Regions from separate parts of the Homo sapiens genome. Here region 2 is linked to region 1. A link is an interaction called in ENCODE POLR2A ChIA-PET data of the cell type or tissue named here. Cell type or tissue: GM12878. All regions are shown on one strand. Each heading gives the region's core, and the rest is flanking DNA. Links, peaks and the distances in the headings are about the cores only.

What was found. ChIA-PET counts read pairs that join two places held together with the same protein. Peaks named below come from ENCODE experiments on the same cell type or tissue, not always from the same donor. Only the 100,000 strongest peaks of a DNase experiment are listed, where the experiment ranks them.
Region 2: POLR2A ChIA-PET joins it to region 1 with 7 read pairs; 2 of 35 experiments call an interaction of 5 or more read pairs at or near these places.

Annotation. Positions count from the first base shown.
Region 1 is chr6:113,870,295-113,875,135 of GRCh38, forward strand. It overlaps MROCKI (MARCKS cis regulating lncRNA promoter of cytokines and inflammation), which reads right to left and starts at 3,053. Exons shown (of 3, transcript NR_038863.2): 1 at 2,700-3,053; 2 at 375-440; 3 at 1-49. LOC124901382 (a long non-coding RNA gene) reads left to right here and starts at 3,111. Exons shown (of 3, transcript XR_007059716.1): 1 at 3,111-3,529. In GM12878, for the core only: a CTCF peak has its summit at 3,233; a DNase peak (open chromatin) is centred at 3,092; H3K4me3 peaks cover 1,283 bases.
Region 2 is chr6:113,672,434-113,677,274 of GRCh38, forward strand. LOC124901381 (a long non-coding RNA gene) reads left to right here. Exons shown (of 2, transcript XR_007059715.1): 2 at 4,621-4,841. Among named protein-coding and RNA genes, the nearest start is that of LINC02541, 25 kb to the left of the region's middle. In GM12878, for the core only: no CTCF peak of the experiment used is centred there; no DNase peak of the experiment used is centred there.

The DNA.
Region 1 (4,841 bases), core at 616-4,615:
TATACTCACTGCGGAGCCCAAAGTGTCCTTTGGCAGGATTACTTCACAGCTTTATATAAAAAAAGAATTTTTGAGGATGTTAGATTTAAGTGACCACGGGGTAACATTTCTTTCTAAGTAAATCACCAACTAGAGCTATTTATTTTAGTGTATTTGAGAAACTGGGAGCCATTGGATGAGGCAATAGATCATCTAAAATAGGTAACATTTGAATAGAATTAAGGACTTCTGGTGAGATTATAATGAAAAAGAAGCCTATAGATTAAGGTCAGATTATACAATATTAATTATTAACTGGAAAAACAATTATGTTAACAATGCCATTTTCCTCCAGTGTCTGAGGTACTATCTAGCTAGTTCATTACTTGGCTTACCATATACAATGAATGTCTTTTTTTCCTTTTCTCATTTGCTTCCTGATATTTTGAAAGCATGAGTTACTGCCGGGAAACAAGGGATACAGAAAAGACAGAGAAATGTATTAAGTGACAGTAGAAGACAGAGGAATGTATTAAATTACAGCAACTGCATATGTTTAAAAATTTTCAGAACATTTTAAATGAGAATTTTTATGTTAATTTAAAAAATTAGTTGCTATATAGCTTCTAATTTAAAATTTTCACATGGTCTAGAAGCAAAATTTACTAGAACTCCAGTGATGAGTTTATTTAAAACAAACAAAAAATATACCAATACTAGTTTATTTTCCAAACTATAGTGAGAAGTTGTTATTCATATATCTGGATTTGAATTATACATTTTTCAGCATTCTTACCACAGCACAAAGATTTTTTTCATGCTTAGTAATGTTTAGTGAACAGGAAGGACTTAATATAACAATCAGTAAGAAAGAATTCTAGCTTTCTAGCTGTAGTATTATCATATGAAAAAGATTTTTTTTTCCTTGAGACAGAGTCTTACTTGCTCTGTCACCCAGGCTGTAGTGCAGTGGTGCCATCTCAGCCCACTGCAACCTCCACCTCCTGGGTTCAAGTGATTCTCGTGCCTCGGCCTCCCAAGTAGCTGGGATTACAGGTGTGCATCACCATGCCAGGCTAATTTTTTTTTTTATTTTTAGTAGAGACAAGTTCTCACCATGTTGGAAAGGCTGGTCTTGAACTCCTGACCTCAAGTGATCTGCCTGCCTCAGTCTCCCAAAGTGCTGGGATTACAGGCATGAGCCACCATGCCGGGCTTGAAAAATATTTTCTGTAAAGCATTTCTACCATAACTTCTTGAGACTTAAAACAGAGAAAAACATATTCATTGAGAAAATGCAGTTTTGATTTTTTATTGTTTAGATCAAGAATACGAACATTGAAACCAATTACTCATAAAGGGTGCTTCCTCTAGACCTTCTTATTGTCCTGAATTCCTATTTCATTAGCAAAAGTACATTTACATGAAATATATATATATATATATATATATATATTTCATATATATGAATCTGGCATAAATATGGATGCATACTTCCCATTATTAAAATTAGAATTCTTTAAACAAAACAAAATTTTCCTCTATTTTCAATTCTTGTCACTTCTGCCATTTGCTGCTTGAAGTCCTTAAAAAATATTATGTCTTCTGAATGCTTTCTAAGACTATAGAGAATATTGGTTGAATGAGGTTTAGAGTTGGCTAAAGGAGGGCTTTTTTGACCAGAAGTTGATTCTCTGAAGTTTTTTGTGTGTCTTTAACTTGTTTTTTTCCACTGATTAATCTTTCATAGTATGTAGTTATAATGGTAACCATCACGTACATCTGACCTACAATAAAGAAGAAAATGGACAGAAAAAAGATTATTAACTTTTCTTCCTTTTTTGTTCTTCTGTAGGTCTCATTCCTGTCAGTTAGACTTGAGGTCATGCTATTTCCTGTTGGGGTCACGAGGATGAATTAGTGATTAGACACTTAGGTGCTGGACTCAAAGGGACCTGGCTCCATCACATGCAAACTTTTTGTAAAAGAAGGTACATTGTTTTATAATGTGCGTTTTTGGTTGAATATTAAACTAAAACTTGAGAGCAATCTAGCTCAGGTAGACACTGGTGTCCTGAAATCATTTGCAATACATTTAAACTAAGATATACTAGATAAAGATATTAAAACAAAAGAAAAGGTTTAGATTTTATTCCATATTTCATTTATATTTTTACCAAACACCTATTGAATATCTAATATGTTCTAGGGAATGGACTTGGATCTAGAAACTTAAGAGTGAATGTGCAAATGCCTAGAATCTGTTCTGGTAAGAAATTCACTTCAGTAAAAAACAATACTAATATTATCAATAATAATCCATAATGTGATTTTTTAAAGCCAACTCATTTAATCTATTATATCTATATAATAGATTAGATTATAATCTAGACTGTATAATCTATAGTCTAGATTATAGACATTTAATAAAAACAAATTGAATTTTGTAAAAAAAGTACTTAATATACCTAGTAAAGTTTTATATGCCAAGTTTGTATTTTAATAATATTTTTATTTTAATAAATATCAGGAAGAAATAAACATAAAACATAGGAAGTGCATGTTCAGGTTATCTATTGTCATATTACAAACCACCTGAAAACTCAGTCGTATAAAACAACAATTATTTTTAAATTTTTGAACAGCTTTATATATAATTGACATATAATAAACTGCACATTTTAAAGTGCACACTTTGATAAGCATACATAGGTACACACCTGTGAAACCATCGCCAAAATCAAGATCATGACCGTATCCACAAATTTCATGATTCTGTAGGTCAAGGATTAGAGCAGCCATAAGCAGAGAGTTTGTCCCTGATACACGATGTTTTTGGCCACAGCTGTAGTTGTTTGGATAGCTGGGGGCTCCTGGGATGGCTAGAGTGGGATCATATGCCTGGAGTCTTCATTCTTCTCCATTGGATGTTTGCTGGGATGAGAAGGTCCAAGATAGTCCTTTGATAATGTGTCGTGGTGCCTGGGCTGGGATGGCTGAAACACAGGAGACCTAGCAGAAATTCTCTATACTCACCGCCATCTCCGGATAGTCAGACTTCTCACTCGGCAGCTGGCTTCCCCCAGGTCCGAAGTTCAAGAGACTTTCAAAAGACAGGAAGTGAAAGCTGCCAGTCTCTTTCAGCCTGAGCCCGAGACACTGGCACAGTTTTACTTCCACTATGCTTTATTGGTCAAAGCAGTCTCTGAGCCCACCCAGATTCTGGGAAAGAAGGACATTGACACCACCTCTTGATGAGATAATGTCAAAGAATTTTGACCATCTTTAAAGCACCACAACGCATGTTGGATATTCTATATTCCTGAGTGAAAGAAGACTTCAATTTGGTCACATGAACAAACTATTTCTGTGTTTTACAAGGGCAATAGTAGGGAAAGGAGGTGGTAGTAATATCAGAATTTCCATCAACTCTTCTGTCTTCGTTGCTGTTTATCAAGTAATGTTCTTCAAACAAACTGGAGTTGCTATGCCTTGATATGGTATAAATGAGTGTGTTTTGGATACAAATACACATGGTAAAGGTAATATGGTAAATACCATTGTTTATTTATATTATTTATATTATATTTATATTGTTTATTTATATTAATGGTATACTTTAGCCAAGTAAGTTTTTATCAAGATTCCAAAATATTATTGAGACATAATCAATTCAGTAAAAAACTATTTGAGATGGACACATCGGATTCTAGTGATGTTACTCCCCCAGGGTCTTACCCTATTGGGAATCTATTGTATAACTCACATATAACTGTACCTTTGGCCAGGCGTGTTGGCTCACGCCTGTAATCCCAGCACTTTGAGAGGCTGAGGTGGGTGGATCAATGGGTCAGGAGATCAAGACCATCCTGGCCAACATGGTGAAATCCCATCTTTACAAAAATTAGCTGGGTGTGGTGGCACACGCCTGTAATCCCAGCTACTCGGAAGGCTGAAGCAGGAGAATCGCTTGAACCCAGGAGGTGGAGATTACAGTGAGCCAAGATCGTGCCATTGCACTCCAGCCTGGTGACAGAACAAGACTTTGTCTAAAAAACAAACAAACAACTGTACCTTTATAAAAATTCCATCTTTTAAAAGTCTATAAATGGATCTGTTACATTTTAACAAACTACTAGAGGTAATTTCAAATAGATCACTTCAAATTTTCTGAATAAATATAATCTGTTGTGAGGATAGCATCTTGAAGAAATGTTATCAAGCCGTGGTAAAAATATATCTTTCCTTATATGTTCAACCACCATGTGAAATGTGTGAATCTAGCATAAAATGCAGTAAAAAAAAATTTTTTTTAAGTCAGTGAAATAAACTAAGTAAATTTTTCAAGAGAATGTTTTTATTGTGATCTTTTGAGTAGCACAAGGGAAACACAAAGTATAAATACGGTTTTTATACATGGAAAGGGGACACGTGACTCATTTAAGAGGAGCTAAATAATTATTAACAATTGTTTGTATTATTTAAATATTTGTTCAATGGCAGTGGCTACTACTTGTAAAGAAAGAGATACCCCATATCATCCTTTTGGATTCCACTTAACCATAAATAGTCATCTTGGTGGCCCAGTGGCCCTTGTTTCATAAATTTCTCACTGTACCACCATCCTAAAACATCTCTTCTGGCTAAAGCACACAGGAATGCAAAGAAGGAAGATAGACTCTTTATGAGTGCACATGTCCTTGCATACCTGTATTTCTATATCAGGGAGATCACAAAGAACCATTAAAAATGTAAGCCATTTGGAACACTAGAGCTAGAGGAGTGGCCAGATGGTAAAGATCTTGATCATATAGTACATCTGAAGGTGATGTATAGGGGCAGGAAGTATCTGCCACAGAACA
Region 2 (4,841 bases), core at 616-4,615, 200 kb before region 1:
TTGGCAAAAGATCTGCCGGGTAATTCCTTTTAGATGGCAATTTCTCTGCTGAATTTAAAATGCAATTTGATTTACAAAAGTATGATTTTTCAAGCGGTGGAAATCTGTCTGTTGTGTGGAGCACACCCAGCTGGTTTACTTTCTGTGCCTGGAGACCCCACTGTGCGTCTTCCAAAGGTACATTTGCAGCCAAAGAACAGCTTAAATCCTGGGAAAATCTGCCTCAATAACGTTTTTTTGGAGAAAGAGGCAAGATATTTTTTTCTCCCTGCATTTGGATTTGGCCAATATCTCATTTTAAACAGCCTATTCTCAAAAGCATTACGACATAGGAAGAAGGAGGAGTGCCATCAGCAAACCGAAACAAACATGGGTCCACTAGTGTGCCCAGGGCTTCCTGCCAGGCCAGCCCATCCAGATACAGGCACCCCTCCTCTTGGTGTCCCTAGACAGGCAAGGCTGACCAGCTACAGCTGGCTGCATGCACCTTGGGAGCCACAGATTGCGTTTGTTGATAAGTAAACACATTATTGCTTATCAGATGCGCATTCTTTTCCAATGTGCAAAATATTCCCGTATGGCATGCAAAAGCTTATTTTGGAAGTATCCCCAAACAGCTTTGAGTAGGAATTCCCAGTGAGCAGATTCCCTCATTATTATACCCAATCATCCTTTCAATCTCTCTTAGACATTGCTTGTAACTGACTCCTTTATGATTGCATTGCTTTCTTTCTTGCTACAACAAATGCAGAGATCTGGTTTAAGACTAAATCTCAGGTTCAAACACTCAGAAGGAAGATTTCCTCTAGCTCAGTGATGATCAAACTAGCAGGCATAAAAATCATCAGGAAAGCTTGTTAAAACACAGATAGCTGAGCCCCACCCCCACAGCTTCTGATTTGGTTGATCTGGTATGGGGCCCCGGAATTTGCCTCACTCGCAAGTCCTCAGGTAATGTTGATGCTACTGGTCTGGAGACCACACTTTGAGAACTACTGTTCTAAACAAATTGGCTGTCATGCTGAGTGCAAAAACTCAGCAGGTGTGCACAGAAAAAGCTGGCTTTAATGCACCAGCCCAGGCACTCTTAAACTCAGACGAAGAGAAAGAGAGTGGACTGTTCCCTTTCCAGCAAAGAGTAGGAAATGACAGCTCCCATGAATCCAGGAAAGATGGATGGAGAACCTAGTGGAAGGAGGGGCCCCTGGAGGAGCTGGGAAGGCCATGTCTGAGCATTGTTGCCAGTGGGCTCCAGTGTATTAGGTACCACACAGACTGGAAAAGAGAACTCCGAGAAACTTCGGTAATGGTTATTAGAAGAGTAAGGAGCTGGTTTTCCAAACACAAGTTATGGAGCATTTTTTCCAAATTACATTACACAAGTCAATCATAATCTTGTATTTCAAACATTTTCAAATAAATTTGAATTTCTGGATCATAACTAAATTACATCATCTAGTTCATATCTTGAGGCCTATAGATTCTAACTAGTCTAAGAGGCAGTCTGTTAATCAAAGGGATAAAATCTAGTTATAAAATAGCATTTGCATAATAGATCTAAGCACCAAAAGAGGATTGTCCAGGGGGCCCTTTTGAATATCAGAAGATATAAAAAATATTTTATATCTTTGGGGCCGATATATAAAGATTATCAGCCCTAAACACTATCATGTATATAATATGCAACTTACAGATATGCATTATTACTCAGATGCAAGCCAGTCTAAGACAAGACACTCAACTATCTCCAGGTCTGAAGTATTCATTTATCACCACTTGGAGCCATTTAATTATTTATTAAGCGAGACCTGACTAAACAACACGAATAGAGCCCTGGCTGCCAGCCCAGTCCAAGTCCTCATTATTGCACTATGCCTGGATTAAAATCCTTTTCATTGATCTTAATGGGTCAAGATAGGCTCTACTTTAAAAAACCTTTTTATAACTCCTTAGCTTCATGATATGGCCACCCTTTACATTTCCAGTGTCCTCGCTCACTATCCACCCACCCAATGCCCAAGAATGCGACACCAATCAACCTAGAAACCCTATGCATTGCCTCTGATTAATATTCCTAAAACAACAGTGTTTTCATCTTATTGATAACTACCTTGCTCGAAAACATACAGTGACCCCTCACTGCCTACAGATTTAAGGTCAGCCCCTCTCTCTTTTTAAAAACAGAAATTCAATTTCTTCAATTGTTATTGAGATGGGGTCTCATTGTATTGCCCAGGCTGGTCTCAAACTCCTGGGCTAAAGAGATCTTCCTGCCTTGGCCTCCCAAAGGGCTAGTATTATGGGTATGAGCCACCACACCCAACCCAAGCGCCTCTCTTTTTATTGAAAAGAGTTCACTGTTTAACCTAACTCACCTTATTTCAATAACTCCCTAAATAAGCACTTGACTCCAGAACATCAGTTTCACACACAAGTGTGTGCATGTGCTCACACCCACATGCCATCTCAGTCTGAGCTTCTCTGTAAGACAACACATGGCTATTTCTCAGGGTCTATCTGACTTCCTAGAGCTGCGCTACCTAAAGAGTAGTCTGCAGAAGAGTACTAGGCCATGCACTGTCATGGTTTTTACACTTTCAAAAAGTTGTACAAGAATAAAAAATTGAATAATATGTAACAGAGAACATGTGTGGCCACACAACCAAAAGTATATCCTATGTGGCTTCCACTTTTACAGGAAATGTTTGGCTGGTCATCGTGGCTCATGCCTGTAATCCCAGCACTTTGGGAGGCTGAGGCAGGAGGATCACTTGAGCCCAGGAGTTCAAGACCAACTTGGGCAACGGAGTGAGACCCCATCTCTTAAAAAAAAAAAAAAAAAAAACTGGCCTGGCATGGTGGTATACACATGTGGTGGTATACACATGTGGTACTAGCTACTCGGGAGGCTAAGGTGAGAAGAGCACTTGAGCCCAGGAGGCCAAGGCTGCAGTGAGCTGTGGTCACACCACTGAATCCCAACCTGGGTGACAGAGCAAGATCCTGTCTTTAAAAAAAAAAAAAAACGGCCGGGCGCTCATGCCTGTAATCCCAGCACTTTGGGAGGCCCAGGAGGGTGGATCACCTGAGGTCAGGAGTTCAAGACCAGCCTGGCCAACATGGTGAAATCCCATCTCTACTAAAAATATAAAAATTAGCCAGGTGTGGTGGCGGGTAACCTCAGCAACTCAGGATGCTGAGGCAGGAGAATTGCTGGAACCTGGGAGGCAGAGGTTTCAATGAGCCGACATCACGCCATTGCACTCCAGCCCGGGCCAACAACAGCGAGACTGCGTCTCAAAAAAAAAAAAATCAGTAAAAGTTTGCTGGCTACATTCTAGAGCACTATGCCTTCATACTATCAAGAGTGCTTTATATTAATGTAAAGGTTTATACTATTATTTCATTTCCTATATGCCTTGCTTTCCTAATAAGACAATGCACATTTTTTGTGAGGGGAGATCAGAAGACTTCAGATAGGGCAGAGCCTGCAGTACACATAGAATTAGCTGTAGTGTGGTCTGAATGTTTGTGCTCCTCAAAATTCATATGTTAAAATGTAATCCTCCATGTAAGAGGAGGAGCCTTTTGGGAAGTGAAAAGGTCCTGAGGGCTTCACCCTCATGAATGGGTAAATTGCCTTAGAAAAGAGGCCTGAGGAAGCTTGTTTGCCCTTTTTGCCATTTAAAAACCCAGGGAAGGCACTGTCTGTGAAGAACGGGTCCTCACCAGACATGAAATCTGCTGGCACCCCGATACTTGACTTCCCAGCCTCCAGCCTGTGAGCAATAAGTTTCCATTGTTTATACATTACACAGTGTAAGGTATTTTGTTATCACAGTCCAAACGAACTAAGACGGTAGGTATCAAAAAGTGTTGATTTAATTGAACTGGCTCTGTTATCTTTATGTTCTCAAAAGCAAATTTCTCAGAATTTGGGTCTCTCACACACACCTCCCATTGTTTACTTTTGTCTGCTTAGTAACAATACAAGTTAGCTCTGCTTTACATTACTAAGAGCATTTTTTCAGTCTCACCAACTTTTTTTTTTCGAGATAGGGTCTTGCTTTGTTGCCCAGGCTGGAGTACAGTGGCACAATCTTGGCTCACTGCAGGCTCTGCTCTTGGGTTCAAAAGATTCTCATGCCTCAACCTCCCGAGTAGCAAGGATTACAAGCATATGCCACCACACCTGGCTAATTTTTTTTGTATTTTTAGTAGAAACAGGGTTTCGTCATGTTGGCCAGGCTGGTCTCAAACCCCTGGCCTCAAATGATACACCCCCGTCAGCTTCCCAAACTGCTGGGATTACAGGCTTGAGCCACCGTGCCCAGCCCTCATCAACTATTTAATGGAATGAACCTAAATACCTGTATTTGGTGAACAAGAATATCTACAGACAGGAAGGTTTCCATAAGGGGCTTGTGGTAGGCAGACCCTAAGATGGTCTCCCCTGGTCTCTCCTGGTATTCACCCCTTGGGCAGTCCATCCCCTTCAGTGTAGGCTGGACCTAGAAACTTGCTTCTAGAATATGGTAGAATTAATGGGGTGCCACTTCTCTGAGCAGGTTGTAGAATGTCTGCTGCTTCTGTCTCAGGGCTCTCCCTTGCTCTCTCTAGGATCTGGGGGAAGCCAGTTGTGCTTCTTAAGGCCTCCCTGTTGAGAGACTCATGCCAGTGAACTTGGAAGCAGATCTCCTAAAGCCTCTCAACAGCTACAGAAATTAACTTGAAAGGAGATCCTCTAACCAGCTGAGGCTTGAGATGACTGCAGCCCTGGCCAGGACCTCAGTCGCAGGCTGTGAGAGTCCTGGAGCCAAAATCACCCAGAGAAGCTACTC